2 separate regions of the Mus musculus genome follow, and region 1 is linked to region 2. Evidence: chromatin loops called from intact Hi-C (ENCODE). Cell type or tissue: left cerebral cortex. All regions are shown on one strand. Each heading gives the region's core, and the rest is flanking DNA. Links, peaks and the distances in the headings are about the cores only.

Region 1 (7,647 bases), core at 844-5,843, 62 kb before region 2:
ACACTGAAGCAAGAAGAGGTCACTGAAGTTGACTGTACCAGGAGAATGGAACAACTGGCTTTCCACTCAGACTTTCATGAATGTGAGTGTCCAAGCACAAGACCAGAAAATAGAAAGTCTTAATTTTCTATAGAAGCACATGATAGTCTGGAAGTATGGTGCATGATGGTCTGGAAGTGTGATGCATGCTGGTCTGGAGGTGCAATGCATGATAGTCTGGAAGTGTGTTGCATGCTGGTCTGGAGGTGCAATGCATGATGGTCTGGAAGTGTGATGCATGCTGGTCTGGAAGTGTGGTGCATGTTCGTCTGGAAGTGTGATGCATGATGGTCTGGAGGTGCGATGCATGATGGTCTGGAAGTGTGATGCATGATGGTCTGGAAGTGTGATGCATGATGGTCTGGAAGTGTGGTGCATGATGGTCTGGAGGTGCGATGCATGATGGTCTGGAAGTGTGGTGCATGTTCGTCTGGAAGTGTGATGCATGATGGTCTGGAAGTGTGGTGCATGATGGTCTGGAAGTGTGGTGCATGATAGTCTGGAAGTGTGTTGCATGCTGGTCTGGAGGTGCAATGCATGATGGTCTGCAAGTGTGATGCATGCTGGTCTGGAAGTGTGGTGCATGTTCATCTGGAAGTGTGATGCATGATGGTCTGGAAGTGTGATGCATGATGGTCTGGAAGTGTGGTGCATGATGGTCTGGAAGTGTGATGCATGATGGTCTGGAAGTGTGGTGCATGATGGTCTGGAGGTGCGATGCATGATGGTCTGGAAGTGTGATGCATGATGGTCTGGAAGTGTGATGCATGATGGTCTGGAAGTGTGGAGCATGATGGTCTGGAGGTGCAATGCATGATGGTCTGGAAGTTCTATGCACAATGTTCTGGAAGTGTGATGCTCACTGTCCTGGAAGTGTGCTACATTGTCAGGACACATCATCTCTAGGTAACGGCAATGTGTCTAGAGAAGTTTTTCTTCTTAAGTTACAATAAGAGGGATCAAGCAGATCATCTACATTAGGGAAAATGATAAGCTGAGGGTGGGAAGAAATCAAAGCCACACTTGGGAGTAAGGGAGGGGCAGATTCAAGGTCAGGGCTCAGCTAAGTCCCTTGAGCTGCACACTGAGAGAATGCCTCCTGTCTTTCTCCCTGAAGGTTTGGTGTCTTTAGGTGACATCTTGTTCTCAAAGTCAAGGGTGGAACTGTTGCTTGTTGAGTAAACATGTACCTCTTACAGAATGAAATTGCAGCCATAGATCTCATTTAATTGATATTAGATTTTATTGTAGAATACTCAAACTTTAATGTGGCTATAAATCTGTTTCATACTTGTGGAGGAATATCTGTATTAAGAACATGCTGTACAAGGAAAAAGGCAAGAGAAGGAAGAAATGAGCCTACAATATACATTATTAATACTTCAGCAGACAAGAAAAATTGGGACCTTATAGAGGAAATTAGAAAAAAAATGAAACTGGGTATTCTCATTTGTATAAAGATGAATCTGCCGATTGGAGACATCCTAACTTCAGAGGGTTGACCTTTCAGATAAAGGAGAGACAACCTAAACTAATAGACAGTGGAAATGGACCTGTAATACTAGGATCAGCTCTTGAGCAGTCGCTGGCAGTAAAGGTGGCTTGTTTCCAGGAGGAACAGGCTCAGACAGCAGTGTCCTGTTCCCTAACCCAGAGTTGTGAAATCTAGGCAGGACGAAGAGGTGATGGCTCGCTGGAGGCTCGATACAGCTTGCTGTGAATTCCACTGTATGGCCCACTCTGCGTGAAGACTGGCAAGTTTCAGCAAAGGCTCATAGCTTCAGCTTCCCCTGCATAAGATGCAAAGCACATTTGAAGCAGGGGATGTGGAGGCTTCTTGCAAAGTGCCCTTGATGTAATAGATAATTAGTACTTACTTAGATATCAGTCAGTCAGATAACAGCAAGAGGTCAAATCCTAAAGCTCTAAAATTGATGGCAAAGAACGTGCATAGGTCTGTCTAAGGAGAGACAGTTCCTACCTACCCACAGCCCACTATCCACTAAGCCCTCCAGGGCAGGGGCAGCGGGAAAGTTGCAGGAGCACAGACCCATTGGTGATATTGGCTCTCTCTTCCCTGGGTACCAGGTGCAAGCATTGCTCATGGACTGAGAAATGACACAGCTCTCAGGAATAGAGAGCTGGTCCTTTATGGTCTCCACCCTGATCTCCTCTCTAATTCCCCTTCCTTCTGATGCAAGAAGAGCCTCCTGTGGAGCATCCTTATTAAACAATATTTTACGTGTGCGTGTGCGTGTGTGTGTGTGTGAGAGAGAGAGAGAGAGAGAGAGAGAGAGAGAGAGAGAGAGAGAGAGAGATGGGAGTTGGATACCTATGCTACACATTGCTATGCAGAGGTCATAGGGCAAGTCTGTGGAGTTTATTCTGCCCTTCCACTTTTATTTATGTGGGTTTCAGCTATCAAAATTCAGGTATTCAGGTGTCTTAGGGTTTCCATTGTGGAGAAAAACACCATGTTCAAAAGGAACTCGGGGGTGGGGTGGGGGGAAATGGCTTATTGCAGCTCACAAATGACAGTTCATCTTGAAGTAGGGCAGGGCAGGAACTGAAGCAGAGTTCATGGAAGAGTGCTGCTTCCTGGCTTTCTTCTGTGGTTTGCTCAGCCTGCTTTCTTCTTATACCACTCAGGATCACTGTCCACAGTGGCACTGCCTCTTTCAGGAATTAGGTGCACTCGTATCAATCATTAATTAATAAAAATGCCCTATAGGATTGCCCACAGGTCAATCTGATAGGGGTGTTTTCTCAACTGAGGTCCCTCTTCCCAAATGACTCTGGCCCGTGTCAAGCTGACAAAAACAAAAACAAAACAAAACAAAAACAAAAATAAAAATACAACAACAACAATTGCAAACCACCGGCTGACCAAGTCTGTTACCTGATGAGCCATCTTGCCTGCTCCACATGTTTGGGATATTGATTTCTGTGAAGCTAGTGTACATGACAATGACCCTTGTAGGGTGAGTTTGCAGTGCCTGAAGAGGCTCATGATTTGAACCTTAGTCTCCAGATAGACACACTATTTTGAGAGGCTATGGACAGTGGGTGGAGCTGTGCATGAGAAAGCAGACGACTGGGGAAGAGTTCTTGGGGGCACGTTAGCCCTGCTCACTTCTTTCTCTAACTTCTGTCTGCCTGGTGTAACAGCTCTCCTCTGCAACCCCTTCCTAGTTCCCTGATGTTCTGCTCAAAATCCTGGGCCCAAACAACCCTGGACTGAAGTCACCCAGCCCTGCACTAAAATCCCCTACCAAGTTGATTCTGTCAGGAATTGTGATGCAGCAGTTTTGTTTTTGTTTGTTTGTTTGTTGTCTGTTTTTTTTAAAGCAATGGATAATGCCTGTCTTCAACATAAGAGTTTTCTCCACATTTATTTTCTGCTAGGATCCATTCCTGAACCGGAAATTTACAGGTGTTTACTCCTAAGGTGCCTGCTTCCTCCGCCTTAATTCTGCCTTTTGCTAACTCCACTCAGCCTGAGCACAGAATCAGATCTTGACGTCTGGTTTCTAATTCATACCCTGTAGCCACCACCTACATTCATCTCTACCACATCCAGTGTAACACACTGGTTCTCGCAGAGTTAAGCTGTGCCATAGATCCTATACCATAATACTTCCATGAAAATGAATACATTTGAGGGTGTTTAAAGACTGCAGTGTCTCCCATTCAATCTTATACATATGGTACAGTGTTTGTTGGTATTTTTATGTCAGTTGGGAGTTACACTTACAAGATACAATCTCGCTGGCTTTAAGATGGAAGGAGGAGCTATGATCCAGAGAATGCATGCTCTCATCCCCAACCCCCCAAGGAGCTGGCACAGGAAAGTAACCCAGTTCTCCTCCTGGTCCTCCAGAAGGATCATAGCTCTAGGGACCCGTTTTAGACTCTAAGAATAAATGGGTGTTTCTTTGATCTAGTGAGTCTGTGATAGTTTGTTAACATGTTAAAGGGACACTAATTACCACAGTTCAGCAGATGGTAAGGCTACACTAGAGCATGAAGAATTGAGCCATCGTCCCAAGGCTGGTATGAACACATTGCTGCCACATTTAATTAGCTAAATCATGAGACCAACTTAGACCCAAAGATGCAGAAACACACCTTACCTTCAGTTGTTACTGTTGTCATTTGCTTGTTTGATCGGTTTTATTTTGAGGCAGGGTTTCTCTGTGTAGCCCTGGCTGCTCTGGAACTCACTCTATAAGCCAGGCTGACCTCAAACTCAGAGACTTGCCTGCCTCTGCCTCTCAAGTGTTGGGATGAAAGTGCAGTGCAGCATCACCTTCTGGCATCACCTCACATCTTGATGTATCTATTTCTCCCATTTCTTGGTGGGAGTCCCACTGGGAAGGGACAGAGGGAGGCGTGTGTGTGTGTGTGTGTGTGTGTGTGTGTGTGTGTGTGTGTGTGTGTGTGTATTTACAGCTAGTCTACCGCTATATATATTTTTTTTTTTAATTTTTTTTTATCCGAGACAGGGGCTGTCCTGGAACTCACCTTGTAGACCAGGCTGGCCTCGAACTCAGAAATCCGTCTGCCTCTTGCCTCCCAAGTGCTGGGATTAAGGGCTTACGCCACCATCGCCCTGCTACCGCTTGATTTTTAAATAACTTCTGAACTCGGTTTCTTTTTTATCTCTAGAGACACAGGGAGAATGAGGCTCTGGACCTTGGGCACCAGTATTTTCCTGAGGCTTTGGGGGACTTATGTGTTTCCACGAAGCCCTAGCTGGCTGGACTTCATCCAGCATTTGGGAGTCTGTTGCTTTGTGGCCTTCCTTTCGGTGAGCCTCTTCTCTGCAGCCTTTTACTGGATCCTGCCACCCGTTGCCCTGCTCTCTTCTGTCTGGATGATCACCTGTGTTTTCCTATGCTGTTCCAAGCGCGCACGATGCTTCATTCTTCTGGCCGTTCTGTCGTGTGGCCTCCGTGAAGGTAGGAACGCTTTGATTGCGGCTGGCACTGGGGTAGTGATCTTTGGACATGTGGAAAATATTTTTTATAACTTCAGAGGTCTCCTAGACAGCATGACTTGCAACCTAAGGGCAAAGAGCTTTTCAGTACATTTCCCACTTTTAAAACGGTATACTGAAGCCATCCAGTGGATTTACGGCCTTGCCACTCCGCTGAATCTATTTGATGACCTTGTTTCTTGGAACCAGACTCTGGTGGTCTCTCTTTTTAGTCCCAGCCATGCCCTGGAGGCTCATATGAATGACACTAGAGGAGAAGTCCTGGGAGTCCTGCACCATATGGTGGTCACGACAGAGCTGTTGACTTCCGTGGGCCAGAAGTTGCTTGCCCTTGCCGGGCTTCTGCTCATCCTAGTCAGCACTGGCCTCTTCCTGAAGCGATTCCTGGGCCCTTGTGGCTGGAAGTATGAGAATGTCTACATCACCAAACAATTTGTTCGGTTTGATGAAAAGGAGAGGCACCAACAGCGGCCCTGTGTCCTCCCGCTGAATAAGAAGGAAAGGAAGAAATATGTCATCGTCCCATCTTTGCAGCTGACTCCTAAGGAGAAGAAAACCCTTGGGCTGTTCTTCCTTCCTGTCCTGACCTATCTCTACATGTGGGTGCTGTTTGCCGCTGTGGACTATCTGCTGTATCGGCTCATCTCCTCCATGAACAAACAGTTCCAAAGCTTGCCAGGGCTGGAAGTTCACTTGAAACTACGTGGAGAGGTAGGGGCTCACAAGCACTTCCCATAGGGTAATGGGGCTTTTTATTGGTGTGCCTTGCAAAAATGCTGGGACTAAGCCAGTCAGTGTCTTCAGATTGGTGGTGCCTGGCACCCAGAAGGATTCCAATATTATGGGCTAAATTAGGTCCCAGAGTTAAAATATAATGCTATATTATTTTTCTCTGGCTATTATAACTAATGGTCATAGGGTGGGTGTCTTAAAACAGCATACATTTATTCTCTTTTAGTTCAAAAGCAAGAAGCCTAGATCAGTATCGTTGGGCTGAAATCCAAACCCTTTGGCATGGGCATCTCCTTCCAGAAAGCCGTTCACGCTGCTGCGTCATCTGGTTTTATTTGGCCAGCAGTGTTACTTGGCTTGTGGCGGCATCACATGTATCTCTCTGTGCGTGGAAAAAATAGCTATGTCCCTCTCAAAACAGGCTCATGGTCACATTAGGGTGCACCAAGACAACTTCTCCATCTCGAAGCGTCTGGTGTAAAGTTATCCACTTTGCTTGGATTAGAGTGAATTTTTCAGCTCCCGTCCCACTGCAACGCCGCTGTGCAGCCAGGCTGAGAACCCTTTCCTAATCCTACCACCCAGAGAACATCCGGAACTCCAACCTCAGTATCCTCCAGAAGATTCTGTGAGAACCCTAATCACCCCAAGACTTTGTCTTCCTCGGACCCAGCGCTCCTGATTCGTGTGTGGGAACTCTGTCTTCCCTTTAGCTTCTCTCTCCCCTTGGCGGCCATAAGCCAGCAGAGAATGCTGGGGTTACATCATATCTTTTTTTTCTTTGTCCCATTTTGCCTGTAACATTTCACAGGATCTGGAAAATATCAGACACTTGCCTGTTTTTATAACATTGATAATTATAGAGCTGATCCAGGTGGAAGGAGGGGGAGGGGTACTTGCTGGGGTTAAGTACCCTACAGGCCACTTCCTCCACATGTCTGACTCGTCTCCTCTCTATCAAGATGCTGGGGAGAAGGGCCACTCTAAACCCCACTCTCCCGTTCTCTGCTTCTGGGGGCCTCAAGTTCCTCTGCCCTTCCCCTTCCTCTGGTTCGGCACACCAAGTCTCAGGGCTCTTGCCCTCCAGATCCTGAGTTGCTTCTTAGAGGTGATTACTCTGAGCTCTCTGCTGTCCCTGAAGAATTCACTTAATTATCAGGTTCCCTGTTGCTCTAGATATTTGGAATGGGCAGATAATGGAAGACATGCTTCAAATGATGCTAAATAAAAAGCCTGGAAGCAAAAGGCCTCTCTCCACCTCGCTCTCCTCCACCCTCCACCTCACTCCCCTCCCCTCATTTCACTCCCCCCCCATCTTAACTCCCCACCTCAGTCTTCCTGTTTTCTCTCTTGTCCCCATTTCTCTTCTGATTCTCTCATGTATTTCTGTCTCTGCCAGTATAAAACATCCATGCCTGTTTGGTGAATTTTCACTGATTTAAACTGGAGTGTGCGTGTTTGTGTGTGTGTGTGCCTATGTGTGTGTCTATGTATGTCTGTGTGTGTTTGTATTCATGTGTACAAGTGTATTTCTCTGTGTGTGTCTCTGTGTCTGTGTATGTGTGTCTGTGTATCTGTGTATACCTGTGCATATGTGTGTGTCTCTATCCATGTGTGTCTGTGTGTCTGTGTTTCTGTATGCACATGTGCATGTGTGTGTGTCCATATGGGTGTCTGTGTGTGTGTATATATATATGTTTGTGTGCGTGTGTGTGTGTGTGTATGTGTGTCTCTGTGTGTGTGTGTGTGTCTGTGTCTGTGTCTGTGTCTCTGTGTATGTCTAAGTTCTATCTTCCCATAAAATTAATCTTTAAACATTGTTTAGTACCAGGAATATAATAATGTCTAGACCATGATAGTTCCACTGCAGAACTCAC
Region 2 (7,647 bases), core at 975-5,974:
CCGCAGGATGTGCATGGCTGGGGTCCAGGCACCCTGGCAGGTTTTCAGGGATCTCTGCCTTGTCTCAGCCAAGTGAACTCTTACAGCCAAGGACAGACATGCAATCTGGTGCCCAGGAGCATAGGGAAGAAACCTTGGTCTTGCTTGAATCAAGAGTCTCAGTTTATATGTACCAAGAGTGAGGAGCTAAAGGGTCAGTGTGGGTGTTGGCCCAGGATATAAATGTCTATAATCAAAGAACTTAGATTTACAGAAAGCAGTTTTACATGTCTTGGGTGTGAGACAATATTTTGAGGATTCACTGTGTAATTAGAACAACAAAATAGATACAGAGTCCAGTCTAAAGGTGAATGTTTGCATCACCAGGGTCAGGAGAAGGGTTTGAACTCTCCAGGTCTCCAGGTTCAGCTTCTGGCCTGATTGATAAGGGCAGGTAGGAACTACAATTCAAAAGGCAAAGATTGGCATATGTCCCCACTGTGTGCTATACATGCCTACTCTGTGTATGAAGTTTCTGTATCTTTATTTGTCCCCTAGTTTCCAAGCCCCTGGTGTCTGTGTTTTATTTATTTATAATTTTATCTGTACTCAGTGTGCTTGTTTGGGGCTATTTTATTTTCTTGCTATTGCTTGGCATTGAGCCTGGGACATCATGTATCCGAGGCAAATGCTCTACCAGGATGCCACAGCCTCTGCCCTTGTTTTTGGTTTCTTTGAAATGGGTTGGGCCCTGTTGTCCAGGTAATCTCAAACTCCTTTTATACTCTGCCTCCCAAGTAGCCTGGACCATGGCTGTTCAACACAGTTGGCTGCCTAGATGTTCTCAGAGACCATGAAGCACAGCTCCTGGCCATGTGCTGTGCAAAGGCTAGACACAATGACGACAAGGATGGTGTCTTGAGTTAATGGGTGTCTTTTTGTCTGTCTCTGTCTTCCCTCCACCATTAAGCATTGCCTTTTCTCCTTTAGCTATAGAGACTCTTTATCTTGCTCTATATTAACTGTGAGATGTGAGCTTTTGGTATATTTTCTCATTTCAATTCAGCACAGATAGGCGCCAGACATTCACATGGGTTTAGAAGCCATGGATCATGGTTTGAATCTGAAATTTCCTCTACAAGCTCATGTCTTGAATATTTTTTTCCAATGTTTGAATAGTGGCACTGTTTGGGGGAGATGGGGGAACCTTTTGGTGGCAGGACCTGGCTCACAGCAGTAGGCCAGTAGGGGCCCAGCCCTTAAGTGTTACAGCCTGGCTGCTGGTTCTTTCCTCTCTGCTCTCTGTTCCACAGTGATGTAGACAGTCTATGGCAGACATTGCTGCTTCTGGGAGCTGGGCTGCTTGGCCATGTCTTCCTCTCCATGACAAGGACTCCCTAAAACTGTGAGCCAAAATAAATTCTCTCACCCCTGTTTCCATCTTGCATTCTGGTCACGGAGATTTAAAAAGCTAACTAATATGCTATGCCTTGGTGTTTCTTATTGAACCATCACAGTTACTCTTAACCTCATTGTTCCAGTTTTGAATGAAGAGAAATTTAGAAAACTTTAAAAAGAAACAAAACAGGGTTTGAGGCAAAAACCAGAAGGTTCAACCTCTTTGCCGATCCTGCTTTTACAATTGGGTAGAAAAATTGGGGTTAGGCCTCATGACTTTGCCCTTCTGCTTAGTGTGTCGACCATTGGAAGGGCCAGTCTATTGGCCTACATGATGGAATGAGTGAGCAAAGGACACATGACAATAGAGGAGAAGGAAATGTCTGTGTTCAGACAGCACTGGGCTTTCAAGGACTAAATAAGCAAAGATGGGTGAGGCCTTCTGCCTCTAGGGCCAACTGTGCTACAGTCTGTAAAGTTTATTTAGTTCTTTGAGTCTAAACCAGAATTTCTCAAACCTCAGTGTGTCTCTGAACCCCTGTAGGTCATGTTAAAATATGACTGTTTCACGAAGAAGCTGGTGTGGGATAGGGCTTGAGAATTCACACTTGGAATAAATCCCCAGTGATGGCATGGTTAGTCAAGGGACCTCTCCTCTGTAAAATAAATAAATAAATAAACAAACAAACAAACAAACAGGAAAAAATGAACATAGCAAACAAAAATCTTAAATTGTAAATTTTGGTGTCTCGTTCAAGCCATTGGGAAAACAAGCAAGCAAACAAACAAAAGGCCTTTCCCTAAAATACTTAATCTCCAACTCTCACTGCCATGTGACCATTTCTTAGAGGGAGTGGTCTGTGTTTGCTGGGCTTTCTCCAAAGCCTCTTGTAGGCAGCCATGACTCATCCTGCACACTGCAAGTATAAGGTCCCTAGGATTCCCATTAAGTACTGCCATCAAATTTCCCTCAGTCCCGTTGAACTCCTTTTTGTTTCCTCTGTAACCTAGAACCTGTGTTGTCAGGGTGACTAGCTAGAACTAAGAGTGGAATAAGCCACCATAATGCACAGGCCGGTGATGACTCTCTAGCCATTGACTGTAGAACGTGGCTTTTATCAGGGCAGCCTTAGAGATGACAACAGAAACGCCTGGTATTCATTTCTTCTTCTTTTTTTTTAACTGAAAGGGAAAAACTATAAAATGTAGACCTTGAGATGGGTCCAAGAGCTGGTAAACAATGTTCAGAGGGGAGAACATACACACACACACACACACACACACACACACACTCCTAAAAGCACATATTTACTTTTAGTAGTCCAAGGCTACTAAAACCTGGTTCATTCACTCAGCAAATAATTATTGATTATTTTCCTGGAACTGTCCTGGCGACGAGGCCAAAAGGAAGCCCTGAAAACACCAGTGTGCACTGGGTGGGAAGGAAACGAGACAGTAGCTTAGCTGAGCTTGTGCCTCTTACACAGCCTCTCTTGGACCTTATGCTTTGGCCTGGTTTTAATGCTGAACACAAACCCTGCTTGCTCTGGCAAAGAGAACCTCTCAGGATTGGCTGGTCCCTGAAAGTCACCTCTGACCTGCTTCGCTTTCATCTCGTGGAGAACAGTTCAGCCGTTGCTAAGGAGGTCCTCAGAACAGTTCAGCCGTTGCTAAGGAGGTCCTCAGAAATCATTTCTAGTTCCCTTGAAAGGTTCAGTTGCATAAGAACATGTTTAAATAAATAACATGCACTACATGGTGGTTAATATTTTACCCCTGTGTGTTATCAAAGAGCTAGACTTTCTCTTCATGAACCGTCCAAACTTAATAAGCAACTGTCTGACAAAGGCCATAAAATAATCTTAGGTGGTTTGTTTGAGTAGTTTCTCTCCAAATCATTTTTAAGGGATATCAACTCTTGGGAGCACCCGATTCCACCAGGCTGTCGTAGCCAGAAAGAAGCCTGAGAGTGTCTCAGTTTCCGTCTTTCTTGGTAAAAACTGGGCGTGTCTATGAGACAGGAGATGCCTTAAGTGAAGTATCACTTTCTTACACTCATCCAGTTCTTGCCTGAATGAAGCCATTATGCAATGAGCTCTGATTGACAGCTATGGCTAGCCACGGCTCCCACCCATTCCACACACTGGCCCCTGCTGGTGCGTGGGCACTGCTGTGTACCAAGTACTGTGAGCATTACGTATACGCTGAGGATTTGTGTACAGCGTCCTTATGACAGCAATGTTGCAAAACAAAAAAATAATGCTGTTCCTTTTAACCAAGTAGCACTCTCAAAGCCACAACCAGCTCAGAAAAGACAAAGTTGTTAGCTTCAAACCTTTTCAAAGAAAAGTTTTAATAAAAAGGTTTCTTCTCCCACCAGGGTATTACTACCCCAATGCCTGAATAACAGGCTGGATTTCGTGTGGATTAATAACAATAAAAAAATAACGCTCATACCTCAACATCTCTATAATTATCATCCACCAAGAAATTGTCCTGGGAGCATACACATCTGTAGTAAGAACTGTGTGGAGGATGCTCCTCCAACTGTGCAGACCCACCTGTGGGTCCCAACACCATGCTGCATCATGACAACGCAGCAAGGACATCATGGTGTAACCATCGTTTCTACGTAGGCACCTGCACAAGCCCTGAGTGCACATTGCTCTTCTCTACCACATGAACTGGGACAACTGAGCTTTGGGGCCTGGGAGAACAGTTCTTTACAGAGTCTGTCAGCACTGGTGTGAAAAGCTAATCTTTATGCTGACCAGCTTTTCAAAACAATCACAGACTGTGTGTGTGTGTGTGTGTGTGTGTGTGTGTGTGTGTGTGTGTAGTGTGTATGCTTGTGTGAGTACTTGTGTGTGTGTGTGTGTGTGTGCTTATGTGTATGGTGTGTGTGTGTGTGTGTGCTTGTGTGTGTGGTGTGTGTGTGGTGTGTAAATGCTTGTGTGTATGCTTGTGTGTGTGCTTGAGTGTGTGGAGTGTGTATGCTTGTGTGTGTGCTGTGTGCGTGGTGTGTATGTGGTGTGTGTGTGTGGTATGTGTGCTTGTGTGTGTGGTGTGTTGTGGTGTGTGTATGCTTATGTGTGTGCTTGTGTGTGGTGTGTGTGTGTGCTTCTCTCTGTGTGTGTACGCTTATGTGTGTGGTATATGTGTGGTGTGTGTGTGTGTGTGTGGTGTGTGTATGCTTGTGTGTGTGCTTGTGTGTGTGCTTGTCTGTGTTTGGTGTGTGTGTGCTTGTGTGTGTGGTGTGTGTATGCTTGTGTGTGTGGTGTGTGTATGCTTGTGTGTGTGCTTGTGTGTGTACTTAGGTGTGCTTATGTATGTGCTTGTGCATGTGTGTGTGGTGTGTGTGCACTCTCATGTGTATGCATATACTTCTTTGGAGGAAGAAGACAAGAATTACAGTTCAGAAATTAGATAGCACACAATGAGTTATCTAGTTTTCTCCAAGGAAAATGCCAAGCGGTCTCTTTGAAGCTCTCCCTGATGATATGACCCTATGTACACACCCTAAGCTTCACTGTTTGGTTCATGATGCTTTTTACTCCCTATTGCTCCATGTCCCTTAGAGAACCATCCCTCTCCTGCTCAATTTCATACAAAGGTTCCTAGGCAGAACCCAGGGGCACATTCATAATCTTCAAGTCATTACTCTTCACTGAATACAAAGTTAAATTCGTTTATCTCTATCTACACTGAGAAAAGGACGGAAATTAAGCAGGAGAGGCAGCACAATGCCTTCCAGAATGGTGAATGCAAGGTCAAAGCTTGCTGTAATTGAGTTTAAAAAAAATAATAAACCCCAAATAACTGGAAACAAAAATATGCCTCCTCTGCAGAATACAGAGCGGCTAGAAGTCTTCATCAAATGTTTCAATGCACACAGTAGTCAGCTGTGCTGGTATGCTTGAGATGCTGTGAGATGCCCTGTAGCTCATAAATACAGAAAAGGGACAGTTTCCATAGTAACTAAGTGCTCTTTAATGAATACCAAAGAACCAGAGCTCAAAGGAGAGCCTTAAATTGCCAGACCACGAGTTGCTGCTGCTCCTGCAGACCTGCAGGCAGCTCACATTCCCCTTTCTCTGATCAGAGTTTTAACAGGTTGGCCATTTTGACTGATCTCTGTTTCAACCATATGACACCTTAAAATTCTGTTTCAATATCACATGAAACCCACACTCTTGATTTCTTCTCTATAAGCTAAGTACCAGAATATTCTACCCCAAAAAAGGCCAAACAACTAGATAAAGGGCTATGTCCTTAACTCTAAAGCTTTGACCGGAGCAGTGAAGCACAGGGCACACACTTCTGTCACAAGAGATAGACACAGGCTCAATGAGCTGTCAAACTGAATACAGGGGACTCTTCATTTCCAAAGCAGAAAAAAAAAAGTTGATAATGTTCTCTTTGCACTAAATGCAGCCTTTTTTTTTTTTTAAATGTGCAATGACACAGAGGAGGTATTGCAGTTGGTTTTGCAGGGACTTTTTCTTTACAGGCTTGTTATGTCTAAGGTCATCTTTCATCAGGATTTCCTACCTTTCCCCTCATACGCCCACTCCCAGTCCTCTCTCGAGATCCATCAGCACACTGATGTCAGTGCCTCACTCTTGGAACCATGCAGCTTCTATAGATTTACAAAACAAGCAGCAGAAGGAGAAAAGTGTGGATGCCCGGCTTTTCTTTCTCCTGACCTCCTTTGGTGACATTAATGAAACCCGGTTTTAGGGCAGCAGGCTATGTGGCAAGCACACTGTTTTCTACGTGCCGTTAATAACCAACAGGAATAACAAACACACAGAAACATCTAGGTACCATGTAGCCCCCAGAGCGTTAGCAATCGCTTCCTCTCTCAGGAGGCTGCCTCCTTACATAACCAGCAGATCGGGCAGCCCAGTGCGGGTTGTGGGCGCCCCCTTCAGGATATGGGATTCAATGCACATTGCCGTCTTCTGTCATTTATGCTAAAAGCATTTGAGGAATTTTGCAGTAAAACATCTAGTGTCTAATTATATGTTAAAACAGAAATCATATATAACACTGGACTGTAACTAATGTTAAAATCACCATCGTAGGATAAATCCATTTCTTCCCTTGATTAAATAATTCTTTTCCACAAGGCTAACTTTGTGAACATTCAGCTCAGTCTATGACAGACACAATTCACATTGGAGGCCATCTGGCTGCCTTCTCTTCTTTCTTCAGGCAGCCTGGACGCCTGCTCCTCCCCCGTGCTTGAGTTTACTCTGCCTCAGCTTCAGTTCGACTCTCGGGTACGGATCCTCTGCCCACTCTCATCCCACGTGACGTGACAGTACACCTCCCTCTGGCCTCATGCAGGACCGCTCTGCTCTGAACCTCTCAAACAGTATTTTTGTTTGTTTGTTTTTTGTTTTTCGAGCCAGGGTTTCTCTGTATAGCCCTGGCTGTCCTGGAACTCACTTTGTAGACCAGGCTGTCCTCGAACTCAGAAATCCTCCTGCCTCTGTCTTCCGAGTGCTGGGATTAAAGTCGTGTGCCACCACGCCCGGCTTCATTTTTTTAAAATTTTTTATTAGGTATTTTCTTCATTTACATTTCAAATGCTATCCCAAAAGTCCCCTATACCCCTCCCCCCCCCACCCTGCTCCCCTACCCACTCACTTCCACTTCTTGGCCCTGGCGTTCCCCTGTGCTGGGGCATATAAAGTTTGCAAGACCAAGGGGCCTCTCCTCCCAATGATGGCCAACTAGGCCATCTTCTTCTACATATGCAACTAGAGACACAACAATGAGAGGTACTGGTTAGTTCACATTGTTGTTCCTCCTATAGGGTTGCAGACCCCTTCAGCTCCTTGGGTACTTTCTCTAGCTCCTCCATTGGGGGTCCTGTGTTCCATCCAATAGATGACTGTGAGCATCCACTTCTGTATTTGCCAGGCACTGGCATAGCCTCACAGGAGACAGCTATATCAGGGTCCTGTCAGCAAAATCTTGCTGGCATATGCAATAGTGTCTGGGTTTGGTGGCTGTCAAACGGTATTTTTAACACATCCCTTCTGAGAGTAAACTATCTCATCTTATATTCCCTCTCCTCTTCCTGGACCAAAGGAAGGACCAGTATAGCCTGGACTCTCAGAACCTGTCTCCAAGGCGAAACAGCCCAGAGTGCGTTTGAGAGCACAACAGGAGAGCAGTTCTCTTCACGCTCCAGCTACTTCTGCTTGAGAAACAGCTCTCAGCCTCAGAAGTCAAAGTCTGCTTCAAGAGAACGAAAGG

Evidence for each region. A loop is a pair of places that touch in the nucleus more often than their neighbours do. Peaks named below come from ENCODE experiments on the same cell type or tissue, not always from the same donor. Only the 100,000 strongest peaks of a DNase experiment are listed, where the experiment ranks them.
Region 1: it touches region 2 in a loop (2.7-fold over the local background); 2 of 42 quality-filtered maps call a loop at or near these places.

Annotation. Positions count from the first base shown.
Region 1 is chr15:39,749,477-39,757,123 of GRCm38, forward strand. It overlaps Dcstamp (dendrocyte expressed seven transmembrane protein), which reads left to right. Exons shown (of 4, transcript NM_029422.4): 2 at 4,708-5,749. The coding sequence starts at 4,721. Among named protein-coding and RNA genes, the nearest start is that of Dcstamp, 7.4 kb to the left of the region's middle. In left cerebral cortex, for the core only: no CTCF peak of the experiment used is centred there; a DNase peak (open chromatin) is centred at 3,715.
Region 2 is chr15:39,810,964-39,818,610 of GRCm38, forward strand. All of the region lies in intron 7 of Dpys (dihydropyrimidinase), which reads right to left. It overlaps Gm16291 (predicted gene 16291), which reads left to right. Exons shown (of 3, transcript NR_045788.1): 3 at 1-1,414. Among named protein-coding and RNA genes, the nearest start is that of Gm16291, 18 kb to the left of the region's middle. In left cerebral cortex, for the core only: no CTCF peak of the experiment used is centred there; DNase peaks (open chromatin) are centred at 2,976, 3,477 and 5,401; H3K4me3 peaks cover 118 bases; H3K27ac peaks cover 1,998 bases.